Linked DNA regions of Homo sapiens: region 2 is linked to region 1. A link is a loop called in an ENCODE intact Hi-C map of the cell type or tissue named here. Cell type or tissue: Panc1. All regions are shown on one strand. Links, peaks and the distances in the headings refer to the core of each region. The heading gives the core; the rest is flanking DNA. Region 1 overlaps MYT1L (myelin transcription factor 1 like). Region 2 overlaps MYT1L (myelin transcription factor 1 like).

Evidence for each region. Hi-C counts contacts between places; a loop is a spot of excess contacts. Peaks named below come from ENCODE experiments on the same cell type or tissue, not always from the same donor. Only the 100,000 strongest peaks of a DNase experiment are listed, where the experiment ranks them.
Region 2: a loop joins it to region 1, with 2.3 times the contacts of the local background. A loop is called at or near these places in 5 of 110 quality-filtered maps.

The regions. Positions count from the first base shown.
Region 1 is chr2:1,882,421-1,891,646 of GRCh38, forward strand. It overlaps MYT1L (myelin transcription factor 1 like), which reads right to left. Exons shown (of 25, transcript NM_001303052.2): 16 at 6,821-7,057; 17 at 5,068-5,189; 18 at 4,119-4,187. Among named protein-coding and RNA genes, the nearest start is that of PXDN, 140 kb to the left of the region's middle. In Panc1, for the core only: CTCF peaks have their summits at 4,153 (motif pointing right), 5,708 and 5,912; a DNase peak (open chromatin) is centred at 4,141; H3K27me3 peaks cover 1,206 bases.
Region 2 is chr2:2,115,888-2,125,113 of GRCh38, forward strand. All of the region lies in intron 3 of MYT1L (myelin transcription factor 1 like), which reads right to left. Among named protein-coding and RNA genes, the nearest start is that of MYT1L-AS1, 200 kb to the right of the region's middle. RefSeq lists a silencer at 5,022-5,111. In Panc1, for the core only: a CTCF peak has its summit at 5,097 (motif pointing right); a DNase peak (open chromatin) is centred at 5,104; H3K4me3 peaks cover 445 bases.

The DNA.
Region 1 (9,226 bases), core at 491-8,490:
GCTACAGGAGCAAGCTTCGAAGTGGGAGATCACACATTAGCTCTCCTCCCAATGTGGAGGCTGAAATCACACAGCTTTCTGTCCTAAAAGAGCTGAATTTACACAGAGGTCAACTCATTCCCCTGATAAGGAAATACGGCCTCCTGGTAAAGAAACCAGACCCCAGCCGAGGGCAGTTGTAATTCACAGAGTTCTGTGGATTGACTATTGTAAACTGTGAAAGCAAAAGATTACCGAAATGAGGATTATTCCTAAGAACTTGGTGAGCAGTCAAAGCGGATGACCTTCCTGCACCCGAACAATGGAAGCTGTGGGGTGAGCAAAGCTCACATCTCCCTCCAGGAGAGCCTGGTAAATAATCTCCCTGTGCCTGCATTAAGTTTACAGTGGAGAATCTAAGCCTCGGGATGGTCTAGAAATAAGTAGCCTTAGCAAAAAGCAACATCTTGACCTACATTCAAAATGTTAATTCTTTGATTTATGATGTATTTTAAAATGCATGTAACCAGGTTAAAAAGATGTGTTAGATGTGGCTAAAATTCCTGTATGCTCAAGCTGAAAATGCCTAGGATACAAGCCTAGGGACTACTGCGCGTACGGGACCATCGCAAGGCCAAGGGACCAAAAGTACAATCTGCTCACTGCCGTGATGACTCAGTCCAGGCTGAGACATCAGGAAAACTAACAAGTGTCCCAAGGTTCTTTTTCCTACAAGGAGTTACACTAATGTCGGGACTCGTGGTATTATAAGATAAAGGCATGGATAATAAGGAGGAATCTTAATTTGGCCAACCGAAGCATCAATGGAAGCCTATTTGTTGGCTCCTCTTAAGAGCCAATTCTCTGTGATCGAAATGAGTTTGTATTTGGCTCACATTGGTCATACCTACACCATGCCCATGTCAACAACGGCACACATATCTGGAAGCAGAAAAACATAATTCCTGGCTGGGAGAATATGGTTCCTTAAGAAAATGAAAAAGAAAAAGAAAAGGCTGACCAGCTCTGATAGGTTTTGCAAGCTCTTTCCTGCTGTTTCTTTCAGGGAATCCTAGCAAATGAAATGTCACGAGAAGAAACTTTTCTGAGAATCAGAGCTCATGGTGGGCAGAGTTCTCACCCCCCAAAACTCTAATTTGCACAAATGTATTCTTTTTCGCTTTTTGGCCTGTGGTCTCAGTGAACGTCACAGCCAGGCAGGGCTCACGGTGACCCTGTGAGGTCGACTCCTAGAAAGGGCATACAAGGTGACGGTGAACTCCACCTCAAAGCATCGACGCGCAAAAGTCTGCCAGGCACAGAGGCTTTCGGAACTGGGTGTCCCTCCTCCGTCTGCCTCCTCGAAGTGTCCCTTTTACCCTGGGGGCTTCCTCCCTGACTTCTGAGCCTCTGAACTATGTCTTCGACACACCAGATGGGCTAGGGAGCAAAGAAAGCAACAGTCCCAGAGTTGGAGTAAGATTCAGGTGCACGTTAAATTTTAATCCAGTTTCAGTTTACATATTATACATAATTAGACAATGAAGTGATGGATTTTCTTTTCAAAACGTCCCATGTTTGCTGCTTTGGGTAAGACCAGGCAAAGTGTTATCTCAGGAAGTTTAAGAGCTTAGAGGATCCAAGAGCGAGAGTTTATCTGGAAAATTTGTTTTGTCCATGATCAAGAATGTCCTGTTAAAGGCCAAATATCACAATTCAGTGTTGGAAGTGACAAGAAGAAAATTTCCAGAAAGTTCCATTTGTTAGCTGACATGTATTGTAGAGAATAATTTTGGGGGTAATTGGGGCCCACTTTCTACTATGTGTTTATGAACGATTAGAGACTGTTACAGGACACAGTGAATGGCTTAATATCACGATGTTAATCAGGGACGATGCTGCTGCAGGACAAATTAACCAAACCCTTGAAAATATACACAAAGAATATAAAAAAGGACTCATGCGGGAATTATTCTAAAGAAAGTTGTTGCGAGTCATGAGGGGCTCAGTCCATGCTCCTGGGCTTGAGAGACCCACTCAACAGATCTTGCTGACCCAGATCCAACAAGTAACAGATAAAAGGGGTCACCAATTACAAGGTTAAAGCAAAGAAATTATAACATGTGGTTATACCATGAAGCAACATTTGGTCATTGAAACATTAGTGTTTTTATAGAAGATGCTTGATTGAAATTCTTAGTTTTGAAGATCCATTCATAGAAAGGGACAATTTAAGAAATTCAGTCAAGTTCAGATTTCCCAGAAAGGCTCTATCAGAATAGGATTGACTTTTTGCAAAGATAGGTTTAGACACATGTGTGGCTTTTCGATCAACCAAAATTAGCAAAAGGCCATCCACCTCCTGTAAGATACAGTCTCCCCTCCAGGACAAGACAGGAAGGAGGGGCTGCCCATGCGCACCCTGCCCTGGAAGGCATGAAGAGCTAACCGGCTCCCTCGGAAAATGCTAAAGGTGGGGACCGTCACACCATCTTGCAAGATGAAGTAAGAGAAGAAGAAAGTGCCGATGCTGGAGAAACAGCAAGTTGGCTCGGAATTTCAAATCAACATAAGCCGCCAAGCCCAACGTGAAGGGATGCAAGCCAAAGAAAACGAATCCCTGCAGTCTCTGACCAGTTAGAGGCAACACTAGAAGCAACTTTTACAGAGGCTGTTTTCCTGTCTACAGCTGGCCTGTTGGAACTGGAGATGTGCCAATCTTTGGCAAAGTGTCCCTCATCAAGAAATTCAAAGGAATGCTGCCATGTTCTGATGTATTGGCCAAGTTCCAAGTGGAGTTAGTCATGTTTTGACCATGAGGGAAATGTGGTTTCGAGCCATACAAAAGACGCCTGAACAAAGTGGGTTGAACTGCTCTTGCTAATGCTGTCCGTTTTGAGATCCTAAATCTACTTTTCCATGAGGCACTGTTTTGGATGAGGCTACAGACTTTACAGCCGTTAGGTAAGAGGAAGCCCTCCAGGCGTTTACATTCCATGAAGAAAGTTCCAAGGGTCTTGTGGCGAAAGAGCTAGTTCAGGAAGTCACTGAACATAAGCAGGTGATCTAGGGCCCTAGGGCCTTGGACAGGGATCCTGTAAAAGATGACATGGGTGTGAAATAGAAGCCTACACTTTGCAATAGTCCTGGTCTATCGTCAGGGTCCTCGGATGCCGAGGTGGGGTGGGATGATTGGGAAAGAGATCAAATGTGGGTTGAAAAGCAGCATTATCTTTGCCTGGATAACGCTTTTTCCAAACAAAAGGAAAACCAAGCAATTTGACATAATGATATGGCCTGTCCGATAATTTAAATCGATTATCTGGGGACTCCTGGCTCTCATCTCGCTGTGAGCATCTCCCAGGTCTCACCCTCTTTCCCTGTGTGCACCTGCACGTATGCTCTCCCCGGATTGCGGAGGCTTTGAGACTCCCCCTGTGACTTCTACCCACTTCTTCCAAACCTGTCTGGACCTACATCTAGAGATGTCTATGTGAAGGAGGAAAATCTCAGTGTTGCAGTATAAATGTAGGTATTTCACCAATTTGCCAGATTTATGCTTAAAAATTATAGGCATAGAGAAGAGGGAGGTAAAACTCTAGAATGATGTGTGTCTGGTTGAATTCCATGACTCTCCGGATCCCCGAACCGTGAGTTGTCACTGTCCTAAAGAGTATTCATGACTAAGACCACAGTGTATTTAAGAAATTAGCTATTATGATGGTAGATTTTGTCATAAGTGCTATTTAAGTATCCATATTGTAAATACTGCTATGAATTTCTTTTAAAAATTAAATTTTGATTATTTACAGTCATTTTCTAAAAATTTGAGTAACTGTAAAATTTCCCTTCCATATGCATGCATATCTGAAGAGAAAACACCCATGCTTTAGGATATCCCAGATAGGAAGGATATGATATGAACAAGCTGGAGGTATGTCAGGGGAAAAGGCAGAATGGGTTGTGTGGAAAAGTGGCTGAAATTCCGAGGATTCAATCCCATGTCTACATCAAGGCACTGGGGTGCACAGGCCATGTTTTTTAACAGACATTTTTCTTTGCAAATGACATATCATTTTTTTTTGTGAACTACTGAGTGCATGGATTTTTAAAAGAGAATTATTGTCATTAAATCTTACTTGAGTTCTTGGGAGCTGGTGGCCAGCATACTTCGAATGCTTTTGTCCGCCAGGGGGCAGCCAGACAGACTGTAAGACAGGCCGGGACAGGCAGGTCAGTCAACTGCGAAGCGCGTAACTCCCAAACAAACACAACATAAAAACCGAAATTAAAGAGTTTAATGCAGAAAAGCAATGGGCAAGTGCTGTATATTGAATTTTTTTTTGTGTAATTAATTCTGAATCGGTTCGAATATAAATTTAAGAAAATATTTCTTAATAAGCAATTGTTTAAAAATAAGATAAAACATTTGTGCTCTTTGGCTTAAATGCTTAAGAAGAATTTTACAAATTTAGGTCGTTTATTTGAAAATAAAAGACATTATACAACACATAAATTAGCATGCTTTTGAAGGTCAACATATAGCACTTAAAGGGTTGACACAGAATTCAACATTTTTACTTTGACAGCATTGTTGAGGTAAGCTGAAAACAATAAATTGAAAAGACAGAATCCACCATGAGAAAAATGAAGTCACACCTTCTGTGTGAGGCGTAATTACCAGTCACATGACCACTCCCATCACACCCTGGAGTTGGACATCTGCCACCAAACAAAAACAAAAACAGCCAAAATAGTAAGTATGTTTAAAAAAAAAAAAAACTTTTAAAAAAGTTTCATTGTTTCCAGTTTAGCTGCAATGTCTGCAAGGGGATTTAAGCACCCTGAAGAAAAGCGGCAAAATGCACGGGTTAAATGAAAATGACGCCCCCATCCGACAGAGCGTCACTGGGAACAGGCAAGTGCACGGTTAGCTGCTCACTCTACTGACCCAGCAGTCGGAAACATTTATATGCTGCGAATGTCGCATGCTCAAACGGCAAGGCATATACAGATCCAGTTTTAAAAAATCAGCCAAAGAATGGGAAGATTAAGAAGATTCATAATTTCACCTCACAGCATGCTTACGTTATTAAGTCCTTTTTGCTCTCCTTGCACTGAGGGTACTTGGGTTTGGGACTTGGGATGGTCACCTCCCCGGGATACCGTCTTTCTTCTAGAGCCTCCTGGAATGGGTCCAAGTCTTCTGGCTGTGGGCAAAACACAGCTTCAGAGCCACACGGATGATCACATGGCACACAGACTGAGGGAGGTGGTTCGTGGCTCTGGGGTGGCCTCTACATCTTACACCTCTTTCTGCTGTACCTTTAAGATCCTTTTGGTCCTGATAACGCCCCTACTGAAAATGCATATTGAACTTTTCTTCCACTGCTCTAAACTCCTAAAATGATGGTCACCTGTCAGTGGTCAGGGCCCTTATTCAATATTCACCTGGCTGTGCTCATCACATGGACACACACACGGTCTGGTAGCCAGAGACTACATTTAACTTGGTCTTCCTCATCCAGCATTCAGCACACACCTGTGGGTGGCTGCTTTATCCAACACTTGCCTGCAAAGATTCAACACTGGAACTACAGTGTCTTAGGGCTGAGCTTTCCCCCACCATTGGTCAGTATTTTACAAGCACATGCTTTAAGATTCAAGGTAATGGAGACCAATTTAGAGGAATGTAACTGTAAATTTCCTTTTCCCTTGTGTGTTCAACTGCAGTAACGTAGATGTTTCTACAGGTGGCAATGCTCAGCAGACACTTTCCTAAGTGTAGATACATGGGAAGGTTTGTCTTCCATGATGATCCAGGATGAAAACACTTCTGTCATTTTAGGAGGGCTTACTTTCAATTAAAATGAATTTGGAGATTCAACCACCATGCCTTATTTGGTAGTAATGATTCAACACTGCGGGAGAAAAAAATACTTAGAAATTTAGCTTGCCACTCTGATTTGGTTCTTTTTCACAATGCCTGGATATTGAAATCAATTTGAAGAATGCAGATAATAGGCTTATAAGCAGGTGCCCTCTCTGCCAATTTCTACATGGGGCTAATATTTCTTTTTTTTCCATTTCCTTGTTTCTGTAAGACACTAGTGCTTCGATGGTGGTCTCTCTATTGTACTAAAAACACATTTCATTTTTCAGTGAAGAAAGAAGATGTCATAAGACTTTAAAGTCGGTACATAAAGAAAACATTTTTCTTTATTTCTTTTCAAAGCCTAAAGGGCATTATATCTATTTTAATAACCTGAATTTGAACACTGTAGCTACTTCAAAAGTATGTTCTTGACATAGATGTTTTAGTAATACTGTCATAAACAAAGACTTAGGTGATGGTACTAAAATAGTTTATTCAAGGCTAAACTCTTTTGAGTACTTAGGTTTCTTAGAGAAGGGACACTGTCCTTAGTTTCGAAGGGCTAGTTAATTAATAGCACATAGTTAACCATTTAACTATCTAAGACTCCTATTAGAATTCTCTACCTGCAAGGAAAATCCTGTATTGTTTCAACAGGACACCCAGAAAAATGAACTCAGGTGCTATTTATACGTTTTCTTAGAGTAATCATTTGTAACAAAACATATTTGTTAGAAAATAAACTTTATCATTTACAAGAGTCAATACTTTGTTTCACTCTAATCAATGTTAGTCGCAAATCTCTTCTGGGTCAACAAAAACTGTTTTCTAAGTCCTCCTCAGCTAAAGGTCATATTTAAAGAGAAAATATATTTTCTCATAACGTATGTGCAAATGGCTTTTCTTTCAGCTGGGGCCCCATTTTTAAGTCTGGCAGTCAACACAGGCTCAATGAAAAGGACATACAGTAATGTCTTTGGACTCGTCCTCGTCTATCCTCCGGGGTTTCATTTTGGTGTAGTCTACGGGCAAGTCCCAGCAGTCGCCCTCGCCCAGCTGGAAACACCGGTTGTTCATCACTGCCTGCTGCTGGGGGGACATGGGCTCCAGAGGGGTCAGGATGGGGCAGCAGCTGTCCCGCGGCCTCTGCTTGTTCATGCTGAGGTCCAGGGTCCCGTTCTCATCCACCTCCATGTCAGGGTTCTGTCGGTAGAAAGACATAGTGACTGTGCTTGGCCCGGCATCTTGTGACACCACGAGTCCTTCCTCCCAGATTACAGTCCTGCCGTCAGCCAGTGTAGCGTTCAACACAGAATCCCTCGCTGCTGTTTCCTTGGCCTAAACTCCCAAGGCGGACAGGCCTTGTCTGGTGGTACATTCCTGCTATCCCACGCTTAGCTGCAAAATTGGTTGGAGAATCCAGGCATCCATCCCGCCATCCCTCTCTCCCTCCCTCCCTCCATTTCCCTATTTATCTACTGTCTATCCTCTCTCTCTCCTTCCTTTTTGTCCTATTGTATCTCTGATTTAGAGTTTGTTCAGAAGAAAATTACAAAGTGCTTAATTTTAATTTTATTACCGTTGCAAATACCTAAGAGATAAAAATTTTGTGTGTATGCATGTGTGCATATACATGTATGTGCATGTGTGTGTGTGTATAAACACACATATATCAGCTTAAAAATTCTCTTTTTTATTGATGCTAATAGTTCAAGAATTAGGGAGGAGGATAACAAAAGAATTAGAAGGATGAAGGAAGGAAAGAGAATAAACTAAAATTTACCTTGTAATACAATTTTTTTTTTTTTTTTGAGGGACAGAGTCTTGCTCTGGTATCCAGGCTGGAGTGCAGTGGCACGACCTGGGCTCACTGCAACCTCCACCTCCCAGGTTCAAGCAATTCTCCTGTCTCAGCTTCCCAAGTAGCTGGGACTGCAGGTTTGCACCACCATGCCCAACTAATTTTTGTATTTTTTAGTAGAGATGGGGTTTCACTATATGTTGGCCAGGCTGGTCTCAAACTCCTGACCTCAAGTGATCCAGCCGCCTCAGCCCCTCAAAGTGCTGAGATTACAGGTGTGAGCCACTGCGCCTGGCTGTAATAAGAACTTTTATAATGAAGATAATTTTCCACTTTACGAAAGAAGATCTGCAGTTGTAGCTAAAAATACCTTTACTACAGTGATTACCGTCTGATCTCTAGATTTCAGCAAACCTGCAATTTAGTCTACTGGCTTAAAAAAAAACCCCAAAGAGGTACAGGGTGAGGCTCTTTCATTTTTTAAATGATGCTTTGAAATGCATCAATAATTCTGCAGCACTTGCCTCTCAGGAAGAGAGTCAGAAGAATGGACACATGGACAGAAAGTTAAAAAAAAAAAATCAGAATACCCCTAACAATCCTGCATGTTTTTCCCCAAAGAGTGACACTCTCCTTAGCAAAATTTGATTTCAGAGCTGGTCTGAAAGCTGCTGCCTCCTCAAGGGTCTAGCAGCTCTCTCCTCTGGATGCAACAGCAGAAGGAAGATGCTTGGAATGAGACCTCCATCCCCGGAGCTGTTACCTTGATAAATTATACAGTATCATTCTGCCTGAACTCTCTTTGTCAAAGTGTACTCTGATTTGAAGCTTTGATACTAATTTAAGCTTTATAATGTTGGATTTATTCTCTCAGTCTTAGTTTAATTTTAAGAAAGTGCAACAAAATTTGGAAGGGGTCTCTGCCTTTTATTTTATTTTTTTTGTGGTTGCCACAGAATCTCTTCCATGCTAACCTTGCATTTTTGCAACCTTGATCACCATGAAAACTGCATGCACCTGACTCTTCTCCAATATCTAGGACTAAATATACTGATAGAAGAAAAAAACATTTGCAAAACGTAAGATTACTGACCTTTCTTCATTCATACCAACTACAAATATTTACAAGAACCACTGTCAGTGTGGTCCACTCAGGTACATGGCCAGGCAGCGCTACACAGTGGAGAGCCCTTTGTTTATCAGGAGAGGAGGTGAACATGTCCGCTGCTCAGCGTCTCCTCTGAGAACACAATCTGACCGCTCCCTGGCACCGCCTGGTTCTCCCCAGCCGCCTGGTGGCCTCGGCGAGGCAGCTGTCTCCCAGGTCTGTGCTGCATCTTAAACGCTCTCTCTCCTGCCCAGCATAAGCACTGGTTCAATTGATAAGAAAATTAAAAATAGACACTCTTCCTATGCCTTTCATAGCACTATAGCATCCATGAAAATGTGGAACTGACGAGTGCTGGCTGTAAATACACGGCTGATCCCTTGGTGTGAAGTCTGATTTTTACTTCCTTTCCCTGCTACCCAGGAGTCCATAGGCAGATCCCTGCATTTCACGTGACAATGGT
Region 2 (9,226 bases), core at 915-8,914, 230 kb after region 1:
CACGTCCAGTCGATGAAAACAGGACGAGCCTGCTGTGCAGTTGAGGAAGCTGAGGCTGAGAAGTAGGATGCACCACGTCCAGTCGACGAAAACAGGACGAGCCTGCTGTGCAGTTGAGGAAGCTGAGGCTGAGAAGTAGGATGCACCACGTCCAGTCGACGAAAACAGGACGAGCCTCAACATTCCTGATTCCCGAATGACCATGGTTCCACTCGATGTTCAATGAACACGTTCTGTCCTCATGAGGCCCATGCTGAGGGCTAGGCACAAAACCACGAGGAAGAAAAGGCCATCCAGGGACTGGAATGCTGCGGAGGAGATGCCTTTGTCCTTGTTTGCCTTCTGGAAGCTCACGGGTCTCCTGTGACAAAGAAGCCTCCTGATTCCATGTTACGTTCTTGAAGAAAATGTCTGTATTTCACTCCCTTCACTGAGCACCATGCTGAGTCGTCAAATACAGATGTTCTTCCCAACCTGCATTCTTGCCTCTCTTCTCCATTCTCTGCCCTTGCTCCCAGGAGATCTCAATCACAGTGATGACTTGAATTCTCAGGCTAGCAAACCTTGGAATCATGAGCAAACAAACCTCCTTCCACCTTCCACATTTAGCTTATCTACACATCATGGAACTTGTCTCCAGAGTGGGTCCCCAGTGAGCCATGCCTTGTGATATGCACGGCCTTCTGCCATGCCTTCTCCAGAATCTCTGCCCGTCCTATGACTCTCTTTTGATCAACGCAATGCAGTGCAATTGATGCCATCTGACTTGCAGGACTGGGTTAGAAGATGCCTCTCAGATTCCATATAGGTCTCTTGGAAGATCCGCCCCCGGGAAAGCCAGGCCATGTAAGACCATTGACCACCTTAGGACCACCAGGCTTGGAGGAAGCCAAGACACCCACGTGGAGAGGCTGTGCAGGGAGTGAGGGAGGTGCAGCCAACCCTCACCTGGCTCCACTTCAAGGCCCGGGGGCCAGACCTGAGCACTGGAGCCATCCTGGGCATCAGCCCAGCAGTTGTCAGAAGACTCCAGACACATCTGGCATTTGTCACCAACCACATGAAAACTGTGAGTGGACCTACCCAGTGAGGGCAGTGGGAGAGCTATGAGAAAGAAGCTCAAGTGGTTTCTGGAGGCCACTGGGTTTTGGGTGGGTTTCCACATGGCAGCAGCTCCTGGACCTCTCCCCCTGCAGAGCACCCACAGCTGCCCACCCTTGCGTTCCCTCTGCCCCTGCCTTCAGTAAGCCCTCAGGGTCTCTTGCCAGAGCCACGGAAACAATTTTGTTTTCCCGTCATTGATGTCTTTCACTTCTAATCCAAGATAAATACAGCAGTTATCTTAAAAAATACAGGTGGGATCTTCTCATGACTTCAAAATAAGATTTTTGTTGAATAAAATGCAGTAGTAAGGATTTGTGAAAAATAAACCAGAGAAAATGTGTTGCAGTAGAGAAGGAAGGAATCTGTGGACTCCGTCTGCATGTTGTCCTGGACGTCTCCACCCTCAGGGATCCTGAGGGTCTCTGCAGAATCACCGGGACTTCAGTGGGCATCGTTGGATCAGCAGGCGGACCGCCGTGTAGGGTCTATGATGGAAGACGTGTGTCACTCCCAAGGAAGCCTGGATACAAAAAGCATCTGTGCCAAGACGCAGCCCTCACTCTGGTATTGGGCAGAACACAATCCATGTTGTGAGACCCATGAACAACACGTGACAGGGACTCCCTTTAGAATGCAAATGTTTCCCTAATCCTTATATTCTAAACAGCATAATACGTTCATTAATTATATTAACTTAACGGAATAAGAAAACCATGACTGGGGTAGGATCATCACAATAAAAACTAACAAAAATTAGGAAACATACTAGAAATAAGAGCTGCGTCTCCACTAGATAGCAATGAGGAAGCTGCTGAGAGAGGAAGAAACTGGAGACAACCCCCAAAATAATGAGACAGAGCCAGAGTCGGTAATAGGCGGAACATGGAAAGTGAAAATCTTCAAATGCTTCTCATTTTTTTAATGCATGTCATGATTCTTATGCTTATGTTTGGGGTGTAAAGTTGATAGAATGACAAAATATTATATTATATATGTACAAAAACACACATATACTCACATGCCCACACTATATAATGGATATATTTGCTAGTTGTCAGGGTTTTATTCTATATTTATATTCAATAACATTTTTATATTATTGAATATTATTTATATTTTTATATATAATATTTTATATTCAATAATATTCAATAATAATTTTTGAACATCTATGTCAAACAAAGGCCAAGTGGAGAGTTAAGACAATAGGATGGAATCAAATGAAGGTGGGAAACTGACAGGCTCCTCCAGGCGGTGTGCTCCAAACCATCTTAGATATTTAATATGAAGAATTGCTTAAAATTTTTCAAGCATAAGTTGAAGTATATTAATCAATAAAACAACTGAGATAATCCTATTCTACTTGAAGTCCTAATTGAAGATAACTTAAGCAAAATAATTGGTGCATAAACACTGATATTAATGATTTCTCCAATAATATTATGTGGCTATAACTAAGGTTGAGATATCAAAATCAGTGATTCCAGAAATTCCCAGAGAAACTCTACTCAGATATCCCATAGCCATAAAATCAATTACAAGGATGCCTGTTACAAACATAGAAGGGTTATAAATGTGGTTATGCCTTGTGCTTGTCAAAATATTTGAAAATTCCTCAAATTTTAAAATCGACAACAAAACAAATTCTGTTAAGGATAGTGCCTTGGATACTACCAATCAATATTAAATAATTCCAGTCATTTTGCTTGGATTTTTTTTCAGTGAAACTTGAATTATTATGACAAAAGGAATTTTAAAAATCTAAATTTAACAATTATCCATCAAATACCACTTCCTCCCTCCCAGACTAAACTACCACAAGAAAACATCAAGTACATTCTACTTTCTCAACAATAGTTTTATCAAGGTTGGAACACTGACATTTTCATAATGAGAGGTAAATAGAATAAGGCGCCATCTCCTAGGAGAACAGTGACGGAATTAAGAGCTCTCTGTATAAATGACAGCGTGCGCCAGGGCGCATGGTTGCTTCCAGTTTTCCTGCCACCATATTCATTAGGTTAAATATTCAACCATGTGGTTAAGACAAACATTTGAAGATACAGAATATCTCTAGCTACTGGTTGGGTTTGCATTTACACTGAAACCTTACGCTACCTCTGAATCACAGCTTCACGCTAACAGGACATTTTCACGTACATTTTTCAAAGGTGTGAAAACATGTTTGACCTGGCCAAAAAAAATTAGAAAAATGGTGAGAGGACAACCTGTTAGGCAATTTGCTAGGAATAAATAACACTTGTAATAATATATTGCTTTAAAAATTACAGAGTGCTTTTACCTACATAAATAGGCACTTAAGAATTCATGCTTACAGTAAATAAATAGTAATCTATGAAAAATGTAGTCTAAGGTAAAAACTCATAAATATCTCATCTTATTTGGGAGTCATTACCCAAAAGTAATTAAGGGAAAATAAAATTCAGTTTTTGTGTAATGAATATATTAAAAATTTATCTCAATGCAGACTACTGAATTAAGTATTTGAATTCTAAAACAAGTTTTCAGAATTAAATGATCATATTTCCATTTTCCATTTTCCGTAAGAAAAAATTCATCTTAAAACCTGGAGTAGGAGAAGCATGCTGTGCATTTCAGGGTACATCCCTGAGTGCAGCTCAGCCCAGGTTTAACCTCAGTTCCTTACTTATTCTTCCCTTGCTAGTGACAAGAGTTAACATCATGATTCGCATTAATACAAGACACAATAATATTAATTTCATAGTGTTAGAAATACTCAAGTATACAAAACTGTATGTATGCATTCTCTTTCTAATTATAAATTATTTCAAATGTCCAAACTAACATACATTACCTTTTAAACATACTAACTGTAAAGTGAAAGTATTTTTTTTTAATCATAGCTATCTTACGTCACTTACAAGGAAATTTGGTTTGCGGAAATATGACAGAGAAAAGAAATATGTATGTGTGCGAGTGAGGGTGTGTGCCTGTTTAAGAGAATAAAGGAGACTTAGATGACTGAAAACACCTAACATTCACAAATGAGGGAAATGGAGATCAACCTTAGGAGATTTGCCCAGCTCGTTACAAAATCTGGGTTAGGATGCCGTTCTTTGCCCCCCATGGTAACAGAGTTTTAGTCTAGATCGCCGGCATGCCTCACTACAATATGATAGTGTTAATCGTCAAATTAGCTCAATCAGCTGAGTTTTCTATGAGGAATGGACACTGGTTCCTTTGCGTCTACATTCACAGCCCTGGGAGGGAGTGGTCGCTGCCCTTGCAAGCTCAGCTTAGGGTAAATCACAAGCCAGCCATGTACACCTTAAAGCTGGGGATGAACGTCATCTGCCTGGGCCTCTGTTTTCTCATAAGTCACGTGCTGCTTGTAAAATGCATAATGTGATGACTATAACTTAACCTGTTTCAAAAATAGTACTTACCTCTCTGCTTGTCTCTTCTTTCCACTACATTAAGCTTCCTATTAAGGCCTTTTTTATTTATTTTTATTTTTAAAAATCATTGTAAAGTCAGTACAGGGCTTGTTCTCCATCTCACTCTTTTAAACCTAAATTATTGTGCCCTGAAGGCCGGCTCTGTACGCTGGTACACTGTGAGGGATGGATGTGAAGCTAAGGGGAGTCATGCTCTTACAAAAATCAAGCTGTTGGTGAAACTCAAACAAGAGAAGCTAAAAATTTATAATTAAGGTAACTCTTAAGGTATTACTTGTTCCTATAAAGCAGTTTGTAAATTACGAAAGATGATCCCATGCTCCCCACTCCGCACTGTGGATACGAATGTGCGCATTGCACACACGTGTGTGTGTATTATCCTCATCTCTGAACCGTGCAATACCTCGCTCATAGCGACCACCGAAGATTCCTACCAGCTGTCCCCATTGAGTGCGCACTGTGTGGTGGGTGTTTTAATCTCAGGAATCCTGCAGACTCCCCCGAAGTCCATTTCCAGTGAACCTGTGTGTTAGACCCACGGCCACCAGGTGGCGATGGCGGTCACCGGGAGGCCGGCGCGGAGGAACCAGCGCCCACAGACCCTTGCTCGGCGGAAGTCAAGGAGGTGCCCCCCAGCCCGTGGATCGAACTGCCGGATTTTCATTTTATAGTGCAACTCTTTTAAACATGATTCCATGTTAAAAATAATTGTGCTTGTAAGTCTTTTAAACTCGCTCTCCTTCAATCATATTGGCGAGGAAAACATTTTCTAATTTGCAGCCCAGGCTGGAGTGCAACGGCGCGGTCTCGGCTCACTGCAAACTCCACCTCCCGGGTCCGGGTTCAAGCAATTCTCCTGCCTCAGCCTCCCGAGTAGCTGGGATTACAGGTGTCCACCATCATGCCCAGCTAACTTTGTATTTTTAGTAGAGACGGGGTTTCACTATGTTGGCCAGGCTGGTCTTGGACTCCTGACATCGTGATCCGCCCGCCTAGGCCACCCAAGGTGCTGGGATTACAGGCATGAGCCACCGCCCTCAACCTCTTTCTTTGTTGCTTTTTGTTTTTTGAGATGGAGTTTGTTTCGCTCTGTCACCCAGGCTGGAGTGCAGTGGCGTGATCTTGGCTCACTGCAACCTCCGCCTTCCGGGTTCAAGCAATTCTCCCGCCTCAGCCTCCTGAGTAGCTGGGATTACAGGTGCGCACCACCATACCCAGCTAATTTTTGTATTTTTGGTAGAGACGGGGTTTCACCTTGTTGGTCAGGCTGGTTTCGAACTGCTGACCTCGTGATCCGCCCACCTCGGCCTCCCAAAGTGCTAGGATTACAGGTGTGAGCCACCGCGTTTTTTCAAGCTTTCAGGAATTCTCTATTATGAATGCAGTCTTCGTCCTCCCACTTTGCTACTGGAGCCCAGGAGGGGGCTGCGGTCGCCTGTGATCTCAGTCCCTTCTTGCTCTATCAATGATTGTTTCTGCCACATGAGACCACCCGGGAAGGAAAGGGTTGCTTGGCTGATGCCGGCCCCGATGGCAGGGAAGCACTGCTGCTCCCCGCACCCCTGACCAGGGAAGGTGAGGTCTTCCTACGCTCTTGTTAAACTGTGCGTCTGTCAGCAGGGCGGCACCGTCATCTGGCGATGATGTGCACGTGGACCTGATTATGGCACTGGTGAGATCCCACACTATCCAATGTGACTAGCAATGCCGTGCAGTCAACTGCCTGTATCTCCCACTCACTTTAAGAGTGTGGGCACCGGCTCCAGACTGTCTGGCTTGGAGTCTGAGTGCTACTTCTTCCTGTATGTGCCATCTTGGACGATGTATTTGACCTTTCTGTACCTCGGTTTACTCATCTGTCATGGGAACACTGCAGCCCCTCTCTCCTGGGGACTCTCATGGGGACTCTGCAGGTGGAATGCACTGATGGATACGAGGTGCTCAGAGCAGTGGCTGGAACACGGAAGCACCCAGGGCATCAGAGCCACCATCATCACAGAATGTCTGCCTGTGTCTGGCATTAGACTACACGAAGGGGTAGGAAAAAGCCCACCTTCCTCCCTGTAATGGCCGGCGTAGGCACATAACACATGTGTAACACGCTATCATATACAAAGTAATTCATGTACAGGGTCCAAGTTCTTAAAGAACTCAAGTCCTCCAAACAAAATAGACGATTTAAAGCTAACAGCCATTACTTGGACATTGTTGTATAGTCTTGGGCCATGGGCAAAATTTACCAATGTGTAAGAGTTTAAAGTTGTTCCTCTTCGCTTCTCTGTCACAGAGAACGCTGGGTTGGCCATACAACTTACTGTCCTTCCGCATCAGTGGAGGGTTCTGTCTCTGCCAGGCTGGTTCCTGGTGTTTTGTACAGAATTGTGGAACTGGGAGGGAGGATAGGAATGTGTGTGTGTGTGTGTGTGTGTGTGTGTGTGTGTGAGAGAGAGAGAGAGAGAGACCAATGAGTAGAAGACAGAACTGGATCCACACAGGGATTTCTATGGGGAGGCGCAGACAGGGACAGTAGGAGAGAGAGCTTGGGGGCAGTCACACAGGGTGAGGGAATGAATGCAAACTGAGAGAAGCCAGGAGATTGAGGGGTTTTCAGGGCACGCTGGCTCGCCTGACCTTGTGTTTCCTCCCCAACATTCTGGCACAGTGGGGGATCATCTGACCCATTTCTTTGGGCACAGCATCACTGCCGGATGAAACTCTGAAGGCTCAGGCTATGTTGGGTTACCCTGTTTTTCTGTAATCCTAGGATTTAAAGAATTTGATTTGTTTGGGGCTGTTTCAGCATCTTAGAGCCTGTGGGAGGCGGAATAATGCTCTTCTTTCCAGAAAAGAAATCCCTAAAGCGAATCCCTAGAACCTGGGGATAAAGTATGTGAGTATCTTACATGACACAGGAGACTCTGCAAGTGTCATTAAGTTAAAGTCCGCAGATGGGAAGTGCTATGGTTTGGATCTGTGTCCCGCCCAAATCTCATGTTCAATTGTCATGCCAAGTGTTGGAGGAGGGGCCTGCTGGGAGGCAATTGGATCATGGGGCCCATTTTCCCCTTGCTGTTCTCACGACACTGAGTTCTCGCAAGACCTGGTTGTTTAAAAGTGTGTGGCAACTCTCCCTTTTCTCTCTTCCTCCTGCTCTGGCCTTACAAGATGTGCCTAATTCCCCTTTGCCTCCCGCCATGACTGTAAGTTTCCTGAGGCCTCTTCAGCCATGCTTCCTGTACAGCCTGTGGAACTGTGAGCCAATTAACCCTCTTTTCTTTATAAATTACTTAGTCTCGGGTATTTCATTATCTCAGTGCAAGAACAGACTAATACAGGAAGATGATCTTGGATAGTGGAGGGCCCAGTGTCAGTCCTCACAAGGGTCTCTGTAAGGGAAAGAGGAAGGCAAGAGGGTCAGAGAAGTAGACGTGATGGTGAAAGCAGACATTAGCATGTGGCGGGGCCCTGAGCCCTGGAAAGCGGCTGCCGCTGGACACTGGGAAGTACAGGGAACAGCCTCTCTTGGAGCCTCCAGGAACACAGCCCTGCAGACCCACTTCAGATACTGACCTCCAAAGCTGTAAGCCAATCATCTGTGATGTTGAAACCACAGAGTGTATGGCCAATGTTACCGCAGATGTAGGCAACAATACAGAGACTTTTCCTAAGACTGCAAAATGCCCTTGGAGGACTCCCAGCCACCCACTCGCTTTTGGGTTCTGCATTTTCTTCCTCAGTTTCTTTGGCCTGAAGAGGGCCCTGAAGAATTCACATGTGGATATGATGTGTGTCTTACACACAATTTGAAAATACAACCACATAAGCCAATTAGGGATAGGCGAATATTACAATAAAAACAAGCTATTCTTTTTCTTTTTTTTTTAGATGGAGTCTCGCTCTGTTGCCCAGGCTGGAGTGCAATGGTGCAACCTCAGCTCACTGCAACCTCTGCCTCCTGGGCTAAAGTGATTCTCCTTCCTCAGCCTCCTGAGTAGCTGGGATTACAGGCACGTGCCACCACACCTGGCTGATTTTGGTATTTTTAGTAGAGATGGGGTTTCACCATGTTGCCCAGGCTGGTCTCGAACTTCTGACCTCAGGTAATGCACCTGCCTCGGCCTCCCAAAGTGCTGGGATTACAGGTGTGAGCCACCCTGCCTGGCCCAGTTATTCTTTATATTTGCATATTTTTAGAATTTTAGTAGCTTTGATTATCTGCTATATCTCATTGATTCTTTCTTAAGACCATGTGAGGTAAGAATACCAGGATACTATTTCCATTATAAATGCAGAGACAGATGTAAAGAGGTTGACTTTTCTGGAGAACAAGGGGTGGTCCCGACACAAAGGCTGAAGTTGTTTGAAGTATGGCCAGACACTTTGCTGAGGCACAGACATGTCCACCTGTGGCACAGGTGGGGCTGCCTAGAAGCCTCCCCGACTCAGGTCGGTGCTGGCCTCTCCCAGCCACGGTTTCACATCACATCATCCCGTATTTTTTTCAACAAATACAATTTACCACTTACCTTGTGAGTGACTTTCCATAGAACTTAAACATTAAAGGCAAACCTTTATCCATAGTTAGTTGAGGTTTTCTTAACTGAATAAGCAATGTATAACCATTAGAGAAACACAGAAGGAAGTCTAAAATATCACATAAAAATCTCAGGGCCTCTCATCCT